2 separate regions of the Homo sapiens genome follow, and region 1 is linked to region 2. The links are chromatin loops, found by intact Hi-C in ENCODE. Cell type or tissue: GM12878. All regions are shown on one strand. Links, peaks and the distances in the headings refer to the core of each region. The heading gives the core; the rest is flanking DNA. Region 1 overlaps LOC124901056 (a long non-coding RNA gene). Region 2 overlaps GRAMD2B (GRAM domain containing 2B).

Evidence for each region. Peaks named below come from ENCODE experiments on the same cell type or tissue, not always from the same donor. Only the 100,000 strongest peaks of a DNase experiment are listed, where the experiment ranks them.
Region 1: a loop joins it to region 2, with 5 times the contacts of the local background. A loop is called at or near these places in 7 of 110 quality-filtered maps.

The regions. Positions count from the first base shown.
Region 1 is chr5:126,355,926-126,361,308 of GRCh38, reverse strand. All of the region lies in intron 1 of LOC124901056 (a long non-coding RNA gene), which reads left to right. It also overlaps a transcript of GRAMD2B not described here. Among named protein-coding and RNA genes, the nearest start is that of GRAMD2B, 65 kb to the left of the region's middle. RefSeq lists an enhancer at 677-1,876. In GM12878, for the core only: no CTCF peak of the experiment used is centred there; DNase peaks (open chromatin) are centred at 538, 1,228 and 2,568.
Region 2 is chr5:126,441,153-126,446,535 of GRCh38, reverse strand. The region is part of intron 1 of GRAMD2B (GRAM domain containing 2B); the gene reads right to left. Among named protein-coding and RNA genes, the nearest start is that of GRAMD2B, 20 kb to the right of the region's middle. RefSeq lists an enhancer at 511-1,710. In GM12878, for the core only: no CTCF peak of the experiment used is centred there; a DNase peak (open chromatin) is centred at 2,985; H3K27ac peaks cover 966 bases.

The DNA of each region.
Region 1 (5,383 bases), core at 150-5,149, 85 kb after region 2:
GTTCCCATCATGCCTCACAGACAGTGTTTTTCTTCACAGTGTTTATGTGTACCCTTCACATGTCTTTCTGAAGACATTCTATTTATTGCCCTAGCTCTGGGCTAAGCCTAACAACCCTTCAATACAATTATTTATTCTTTGAAGATAGGATTATTTGAGGGATTTTAAAGCAATTATAGTCAGAATAATAGAGGAATTTTTAAACAAATTAAATATCTCTACATATACTTGTTACTCTGCTAGCAGTTGTACAAAATTTAAAGTAAAAAGCAAAGCAAAACCTAAAAAACCAAAAAGCTAACCCATAGTGCCTGCTTACAAGGAGCTCATAAAACCTAACCCAAACCCAAACCTACCTTTCTAGGTTAAAAGGAACCTAAAACCAAAATGTAGAGAGTTGACATGGCAAGTGTGACTTCATGCAAATATCTTATAATCCTAGTTTTCCTGAGCTGAAATGGCAAATACTGAGTTCTCCCGAACACATAGAGTCTTAGATTGCAACTGTATCTTTCAAGCCACTCCTAGCATTGCTCACTGCTGTCTCCACTTGAATTCCCCTTTCAGCTTGAGTGACATGACAAACCTCAAACTTCCAGTTTTGTGCAATACACCTATAAGCAAAATGTACTTGTATCAGGGGTTTCTGAGGACATTACAGTATGTGGGATAATTCTTGCTTTTACTCAAGACCCTGATGATAAACAAGGAAAACTCCCCCAGTGGGCAATCAAAGACATTCTCCATGTGGAGACACTCTGTCCTTAAGATACCAAAAAGGCCTTTTAAACCACAGAAGCCACACTCCACTCCCAAATGGTTTTTCCAGGTCTGAGACCTGTCACTTACAGTTCCAGGTCCGGACCCACTGGCTTCACTTCTCTCCCGTGGAACATACTCTTCCAGGGCATAAGCTGTGCTTGGAATGTTTGCTGAATGCTCCTTTTTGCTTGTAGGACTTGCTGTCTCCTTGTCATCTTCTAGAGGCCAGGTGATCTTCAAGAAACTCTGGGAAATGTCGGGAAGGAACTTTGTATTTACACCAGATCTGCCCAACCACAGCTCTTTGAGCCAGTTGGTGTGCTTTTCGCTCACAAGTGCTATCTCAGAAGTTTTCTCTTTCAGCGTCTGCTCAGAGGGATGGCACCAGCCGCACTTGAAACCCACATGTGTGAGAAAGCAAATGACCACAGAAACATTCAATGTGACCTTTAAGATAATGTTACGTCTTTGCCTTAAGAGCTTCATCTTATCTTGATGTTGACTTGGAGTCACATCACTGACCCTTTACTCATGATGACGTATGTCTTTCCGCAATCCTGATGCCTTTCTTCACTTTAGAAGACAGTGATTGTGTGTTACCTCAAAGGCTCTACCATAATTCACCCCAAATGGTCCTCAGTTGTCCTACAAGTTCATGCCTATTCATTACATAAATTAAACAAACCTAACACAACTTTGATATTCACTATTGAATGGCATGATCAATGTCTTATCACCCGTGTCTCATATGTGCATTCTGTAATCGGAATATATATTTCTCTTTAGAATATGTTTTGTGTCATACTCATCATGATTCTTTTCTCACTGTGGGGACTCAATGAATATTTACTGATGATAAACCTGTCATGCTGGAAAGCAAATTCACAGAGAAGCTGAACTTACTCAAACTTCCTTCTTTTTAGCTGTTCTACCGTGTCACTAATGCAGACAGTAAAGTTGCTCATTAATTAGAATAATAATGAAATGGCATTAAAGTTTTTCTTTCTTTTTTTTCACTCTGTATCAGACAAAAATCTGATTGGCTGAACTCAAATAATTAAATAGTTTTAGGTACTTAATTCACTTTAATCTAAGACCATTGCAAAACAAAGTGTACATTTGGAGATGATTTACTTGCATAGGATATACTAAGATAAAGATTTACAAATGAGAAAGAAGAGTACAATTTGCTTGAGTTCAAAACTAGGTAATAGAACAAGAGAGATCTATGCAAGAGATTATTTAGAATGCAAACAACTTATATTCTCTATCCTTTCCTTTCCTTCCTTTTTTTTTTCTTTGAGACGGAGTCCTGTTCTGTCACCTAGCTGGAGTGCAGTGGCACAATCTCGGCTCACTGCAACCTCTGCCTCAGACTCCCGAGTAGCTGAAATTACAGGCATGGACCACCACACCTGGCTAATTTTTGTATTTTTAGTAGAGATGGGGTTTTGCCATGTTGGCCAGGCTGGTCTCGAACTCCTGACCTCAAGAAATCTGCCCACCTCAGCCTCCCAAAGTGCTGGGATTACAGGTGTGAACCACTACGTCCAGCCCCTTTCCTATTCTTTCAATTAAAATTTGCCCTCAGGTTGTGTTAGATTGAATGCATTGATAATCCCAGCTACATTAATGGCCTCTATATATCCATAGCCTTTGCCTTATAGCTTTGTAATTTCTACCTACTCTAACTTGGACTGGTCTTGTTACTTGCTTTGGCTAATAAAATGTGGCAGAAGTGATACTGTGACAGTTCTGAGTCTAGACCTCAAGAAGCTTCGTGGGTTTCTACTCCTTCCCTGTGGTCACTATGACTACACGACTGAATTAGAGGTATCCTCCACATGAGACCACATGGCACAGAGCTGAGTCATTCAGGCTGTCGTAGACCACCCGGCTCCCCAGTGACCTGCCAAGTCCCCACAGACACAGTAGTGAGCCCAGCCAAAATCTAACTGATGTAGATCAACAGAACTACCTGAACACCTGTAGACTCATAAAAAATAATAAATAATTGTTTCCAACTGAGGTTTTGAGATGGATTTCTACACAGCAATAGCTAACTGCTTCAGATCCTATATTCATATCACTAATGCAGTAAGATGATAATAGCTCCAGGGGCAATTATGTTTTAACTGTTGCCAACCACTTGAGCTAAATGAGGGTAATTTTGAGAGGGTCTTCAGGTTCAGTAGGTCAGCAGGATGAACTTAGGCAATACAGTGGATCTTCCTGGGATCAAAGTCTGATATGCTTTAGAGGTCTGCTATCATGAGAATAGGAAAGGTAGCTTTAGGGTAGGGTAGATGACATCTATTAAAGATCTAAAAATTGTATTGTTAGTCCTACAAACTGTTGCCACTACAATCCCACTTCATCTCCCACTTCCCCTTCCGTACTTCCACTTCCCTCCATGGTCACCAGGCAAAGTTGAGAGTAGTACTCACCACCCAACTCTTCTCAGGTCTATGGGAAGCCCTTCTTCTCACCATTCTAATGACTGCACTCCAGGTTTTTTCACTGAAGGGGCAATACACCTTTAATGTGAGACAAACCTGGCTTCCAATCTTGCCTTTTGCCTAACATGTTAAGGGCCCTTGGACATGCTGAGGGTTTACTGCCTGTGTTATCCAGTTTTCTTCTCTGCGAAATGGTGATGAGAAAAGGCACTTGGCAAAGCTCTGTTTTTTCTCTTTCCTGCTTAACTCTACAAAGATACTTTCTGCTGATTTAGAAACTGCATTATAGGTCAAAGGTTTAGCAAATATTAACTTCCATTTTACTGCCTTTCTTAATAACAGGCAGACAAATGAAAGTTCAGAGATTTTACCTCAGGTGAATGGATCCAAGGTCCCACGTATTATTGGAGATGAGGCCATAAATACGGTAACAGTTTGATTACTCAGTTTGTGCTTTTTTTTTTCCAAAAAAAAGGAAAAACTCTATCTCTTACTCCATATTATGAATATGTAACAAAGTCATTCTTATGTAGGCAACTCTTCATAAACCACAGGGGTTCTATTTCAGACAAATAGAGGCACTTGGCTGCTTTCTCTAGGCATCTTATCTACCTGAAAGCCCCATATAGATGCCTCGTAAACTCAGCTTTTAGGAAAAGAGCTGAAGTAGGCTACTCAGACGGAAAGGCTGTTGGAAAGTTGGGGTAGTGTTAGTAATAATAAGCGACATCATAGTGATGGAATATTCTAGAAAAAAGAGCTCCAAGTTTGGTGTCAGAACACTTTACTAGTGGTAGAACTTTACTCAAGTTACCTTATCTCCCTTGGCCTCAGTTTTCTCTTATGTAAAATAGGGGCTTGGAGTAAATCAATGCTTTCCTAAATTGTGGTCTGTGGACAATTTCTCTAGCTTGTGTGGAAGTTGGCAAATACAGCACACAATTTTTGTCCCTTAGAGGTCTCTATGAAGGTCTGCATTTAATAAATCTATTCAACTTTATTAACTCAGGCTCAACCAGATAGAAATGGAAAACTGTTAATATCCTATAGGAAGAATCTCCTTTTGGAAATGCAGAGGCAGATGATTCTTAAGACTTTCTCTGTGTAAAGACATCTGAGCCAATAGAGAGATTTTAGTTCTATTGCAATTTACTGCAGAGTCCACTCTTACCAAGGAAGGAAATAGGGGAAAAAAAGGTCATATTTTATCGATTTCCTACTCCGCCAGGCAATGTGTTAGATATTTTACATATTCCTCATTTGCTCCTTGCAATAACTGTATGCAGTATTATTATTCTCACCTTACCAATATCGATTTTAACTACATTACTTAAACAAAAATAACCACTGACCCAGCTACTTGGGAGGCTGAGGTGGAAGGATTGCTTGAGCCCAGGAGTTCAAGGCTGCAGTGAGCTATGATCACACCATTGCACTCTAGGCTGGGCACCAGAGTGAGCCCTTTCTCAAATAAATAAATAAACAAGGAAAATCACTGAAGGCTTATTGAGAGAGTAACAATACAACATCAATGTAGAGTCAGTGGGATCAGTCCTAGATACTCTTCTCTATTGACACATTCTCTCAGTAATATTATTCATCCTATGACTTTAAATGCTATTTATATGCTGATGATGTCCAAGTCTTATAATTCCCCTCTTACTTCTCCCTATTAAATAAACACCTCAAACTTACTGTGACCAAAGTAGAATTTTTATTTACAGCTCTCCTCCAGAATTTTTCTTGTCTCATTTTACTGTTCTGATATGGTTTGGCTGTGTCTCCACCCAAATCTTACATTGAATTGTAATAATCCCCACATATCAAGGGCAGGGCCAGGTGGAGATAATTGAATCTTGGTGGCTGTTTCACTCATGCCATTCTCGTGGCAGTGAATAAGTCTCGCGAGATCTGATGGTTTTATAAATGGGAGTTCCCGTGCACACACTGTCTTGCCTGTCGCCGGGTAAGACTTTACTTTGTTCCTCATTCACCTTCCACAATGATTGTGAGGCATCCCCAGCCGTGTGGAACTGTGAGTCAATTAAAACTCTTTCCTTTATAAATTACCCAGCCTCGGTTATGTGTTTATTAGCAGTGTAAGGACAGACCAGTAAAGGGCTTCCTCATCCACCTGGTTGATGTAAAAGCAATTTAGGTGT
Region 2 (5,383 bases), core at 279-5,278:
TAAAATCAGTCACGGTTACTGCTGGATTTTATTAGAAACACTCAGACTGGTCTAGTTTTGGGGGGTTAATATGAAATTTATAGCACAGCTGAGTAAATAAGGGTATCCACTTATTTTCAGAAATGATTTTTGAAGTTTAAACCACTTACTATGAACATTTTATAACATAGAAAACAGGTACAAAGTAGATAGAATAGTATAAACAAGGCAATCTTGTTTCATCTATATACCTGTAGCCCACCACTCCTACCTCCTACTGGTTTTGAGACAAATCCCAGACCACACTATCTTTTCATCTGTAACTATTGCAGTGTATAACTCTACAAGATAAAGATTCTTTGAAAAAATAAACACAATACCAATATCAAACCTTAAGGCTAAAAATTGTAATTGATTTTTAAAAAAATGAGTGAAATATGGCTGTTTTTCAGGGAAACTATTAGCACAATGTAGTAGTATTTAGGATTGGAGTGGACTAAAGCATCTCTAGGCACACTGTTGGGTATCTGGTTACCCAGTAGGGGACTTGGGAGAGTTCCTGTTCTCACACTAGTCCACATGGCTCTTGCTAGCACAGCAGTAGGAGCTGCCTACTTTGACATCACCAGGTACCAGGACCCCTTTTCTCTTGCCCTTCCTGCTCTGGCTATACTGGAGAGAGGAAGAAATGGAAATGCCATTCCCCAATCTCAACACCTGAGTCAGATTCGGCTCTCTTGAAGCTGAAGAAGAGAGATTCCCAATGACACGAATCAGCATGAAAGGAATTATGGTTGTGAACAGAATGTATCAAAGTGGGTGGTGTCCATGACTCTAGGTGGGATGATGGAGTCACTCTGCATCCTGTCTGTGCCTCAGGCTGCAGCTGCTTCTCTTTAATCTGCCCTCCCACCCCCTCCTCACCCCCCACTCCCCACCACATACCCAAGAGACAGTGAGAGAAACCTGAGCAGCAGCAGACATGGGGTGATGTGATATCCAGGCTGCCCACTTCCTCTGGCCCGTCAATACTTTGTGTCAGCAAGTCCTCAGGCTGTGCTGGCCCTCAAGATTGTCTGGATTTTTCATATGAAAAAAAGCTCAACATCACTGATCATTAGAGAAATACAAATCAAAACCACAATGAGATACCATCTCACACCAGTGAATGGCGATTATTAAAAAGTGAAGAAAAAACAGATGCTGGCAAGGCTGCAGAGAAAAAGGAACACTTTTACATTGTTGGTGGGAGTGTAAATTAGTTCAATTATTGTGGAAGAGAGTGTGGCAATTCCTTAAAGACCCAGAGGCAAAAATACCATTTGACCCAGTAATCCCATTACTGGGTATGTACCCAAAGGAACAGAAATCATTCTGTTATAAAGATACAGGCACAAGTATGTTCACTGCAGCATTATTCACAATAGCAAAGTCATGGAATCAACCCAAATGCCCATCAATTATAGAGTGGATAAAGAAAATGTGGTAAATATACACCATGGAATACTACGCATCCATAAAAAAGACTGAGATCATGTCCTTTGCAGGAACATGGATGGAGCTGGAAGCCATCATTCTCGGCCAACTAATGCAGGAAAAGAAAATCAAACACCGTATGTTCTCACTCTTAAGTGGAGGTTGAACGATGAGAACACATGCACACAGGGAGGGGAACAACACACACTAAGCCCTGTCAGGAGAGGTGGGAGGGAGAGCACCAGGAAGAATAGCTAATGGATGCTGGACTTAATACCTAGGCAATGGGTTGATCTGTGCAGCAAACCACCATGGCACCCGTCTACCTATGTAACAAACCTGCACATCCTGCACATATACCCTGGAACTACAAATAAAAGTTGAAGAGGAGAAGAAAAGAAAAGATTGTCTGGGTTTTCATATGAACATCCTCATTTATCTTGGAGACTTTACAAGGTTTGTAACAATTCTGTATAGATCTAAAAAATGAGCAGTACGTTTGAAACAAAATATGGAATTCTAGGTACAAAAATCAGCTCTCAAAAGTATTAGATTCTCTGAATTGATCAATCATAAACATATACTTCAAAGGGCACCTGTCCCCTTATCTTTGCAAAAGGTTCTTGCCAATTCTTAGAACAAAAAATCTGCGGAATTCAGTTCATAAAAAATGGCTTTTACAAAACAATAATTCATAACATCTCCTTGAATGGCTTCAGATACCAAATAGGCAAGTTACCTTAGAGAGGGCACGGAAGAAAGGTCTTTTCTAAGCTAGAAGGCCAGCTTGTTCTTAAGGCAGACAGACATCTGCACAGTATGGTTTGCTCAGTAGTGGGGGATAATGGAAAGGGCTCTTGTCCTTAAATTCCATAAATTCTCTTGCCACCACCCTGGCCCCTACCACAGTGTGCTCCACCTGTTTTTTTCTTGGAATAATCTTCTTTGGAAAAGGTAGGCCAGGACTGGTGGTGGTGGTGGTATTAGTGGTGGTGGAGTGCTGGAAGGCCTCTCTCTTTTTTTTTTTTGAGATGGAGTTTCACTCTTCTTGCCCAGGCTGGTGGGCAATGGCGTGATCTTGGCTCACTGCAACCTCTGCCTCCTGGGTTCAAGTGATTCTCCTGCCTCAGCCTCCCTAGTAGCTGGGATTACAGGCGCCCACCACCACGTCCAGCTAATTTTTGGTATTTTTTAGTAGAGACAGCGTTTCACTATGTTGGCCAGGCTGGTCTCGAACTCTTGACCTCAGGCGATCCACCTGCCTCAGCCTCCCAAAGTGTTGGGATTACAGGCATGACCCACAGCACCCAGCTGGCCTCTGTATGTTTTACAGCTCATTGTTTTCTGTTATGCATATAACAACATGCATGCATGAAGTCACTGATGGAGTCTTTCCATCACAGCTGAGAGAAAGCCAGTTTTACTGAGAAAAGACAGAAAACTATTGTCCAGGAAAGTTCAATGTCAACATCTCTGTGGGGAGAGCAGAAGGTGACTGGGCAAAGATGTCTTTGAAGAGACAAAGGAAGGGAGACATGAAAGAGGATGTGGGAGGACTCTGAAGCCTCAGGGTTTTGTCTGCAGGGGTCCTGTTTTCTTTTAACTAGTTAATAGGACACTGGCTCTGCAGAGAAATACACAGACTGAAACAACACTTACTAAAACTAGAAGTGAGAATATAAATAAGGCTGAAGAATTTTCCTCTCTTCCATTAAAAGTCATTTCAGGTGCGCCTGAGCCATACAGTTTCTGAAAGATCAGTCTGTGAATTCCATAAACTAGAGGTTCTCAAACTGTGGCCTAAGAACTTTCTATGTCAGAACGATTTAGGCATGGGACTTGTAAAAATGCACTTCTTAGGTCTACTTCAGACCTTTTAAAAACTTAAATCTTATACCCACCAAAATCTTGGGACTACTGAGCTGAGTGTCAACCAAGCCAAGACTACTGGGCCAACTGGGAAGCGAGTCAATTACTATTGTTACTTTCATCCAGCAATCTTCTAAGGAGGGCTGGGAGAGAGTGGTAAATTTATCAGTACTACTGATAGATAATGGGGAAAAACAATCCCCATTAATGATCAATCTGTAATGCTACTTCAGGAAAGAAGTTTCCAAATACTTAGTAATTCGGATTTTGGATGATTAGTTAGATACATTATCCAAAATCAAAATATGGGCCACATCTGAGTTTTCTTTGGGAAATGAAATTACTGGTTTTTTTTAATTTTATTTTTTGCTATGATCTGTGTTTGTCAAGGTTTCTACAATGAGCTTTGTAGAATCATAGATTTTAATTAAAAAAAATCTTTAAAGAAGAGAAGTAATAGAGACCACATTTAATTTAGAGACACCAGTTGTACGTGGTACCTTAAACTAGACCAGATTTCAAGGAAATATTTACAGACGGATTTTAAGCAGGGGGCTCACAGAAAAATCTAGAAGTTTTATAATGCATACATGTAAATACACATTAGGAAAAGCATTTTAGGCCAGGCGCGGTCGCTCACGCCTGTAATCCCAGCACTTTGGGAGGCCAAGGCGGGTGGATCATTTGAGGTTGGGAGTTTGAGACTAGCCTGGCCAACATGGTGAAACCCCATCTCTACTAAAAATACAAAAACTAGCTGGGTGTGGTGGTGGGCGCCTGTAATCCCAGGCTACTAGGGAGGCTGAGGCAGGAGAATTGCTTGAACCTGAGAGGCAGAGGTTGCAGTGAGCCCACATCACACCATTACACTCCAGCCTGGGTGGCAGAGTGAGACTCCATCTCACAAAAAAAAAAAAAGAAAAAAAAGAAAAGAAAAAGCATTTTAGGGAGGGGTTTGAATGAGTTTGCTTCAAAATTATGACTGATGTAAATATTCAGGTGAAGAACGTGAAGATGAGATTAGGAGTTAGTGGGTGAATGTGCTGAATTCAAATCCTATCTGTTTTTGCTTTTGTTTTATCTAGTATTCAGTGGGATAGTTAGCCTTCTTGTTGAAGTATCTTCATAGGCATATTAGGAATAATAATTCCTTCTTAGGACATTGTGAGACTTTAGTAACATTCATAGATTTTTTACATAAAAAGGTATGCATAAATACACTAAGACAAGGCTTAAAAATGTGTTTTAGCCAGAAAAAAAGTGTTTTGATTTGATTTGAAAATTTTTAACGCGAGGAAACAGAGATTTCAGCAGATATAATCCTATGACCATCTAAGGTTGTCACAATTATCAGGTAGGTTCTGTCTCCTGTTTACCATTGAAATGCCTGCAATTCAGAAGTATATTTTATCAAGAGCCTCTAACGAGCTGGTTCCTATATTCCTAAAAAAATCCTCATTGGGGGAGCTCTGCTTATTAGAATTAAAACTATATTATCTGTTTTAGCAAAAAAAAACTTATACCAGGACTAGCCATTGCAGTGGTAATTGTGAAATGTTGCTGTGTGCCAGCATTATTATTTATAGTTCTCCCTTGTATGGCATGATCAAATGGCCTAAATAAAGAGAAGGAATATGGGAAGAAGAGGAGAAAGGCTGGAAGCCTACTGATTGTCCTTTGAGCACCTGCATAGTTTTCAGGCTATAAAAGGCAAGGAAGATAACCACTGAAACAGTGTGAAGGTGACAAAGTAGAGGACGGGGGCCCTGAGTCAATCCTGAAAGCAGTTGCAAACAGCCTGCTTTCCTCTGCAGCGCCAATGAGGACCCAGTCTGTAGTTTGGAGCAATCCATAGCCCAGAGCCTACATGCATCTGTGTACCTAATTTCACAGTTTGATGTGAGACTTAATTTGAGGGACAATGATTACAACATTACAAAGTTGTCTTCATGCTGTTACATTTCAGATAAACCCAGCTAACAGTATTTTAATGTCTAAAAGGTATCTATCTCCTCTACAAAGTAGGGGATCTTAAGCTTAAGAAAAAAATATATAATTA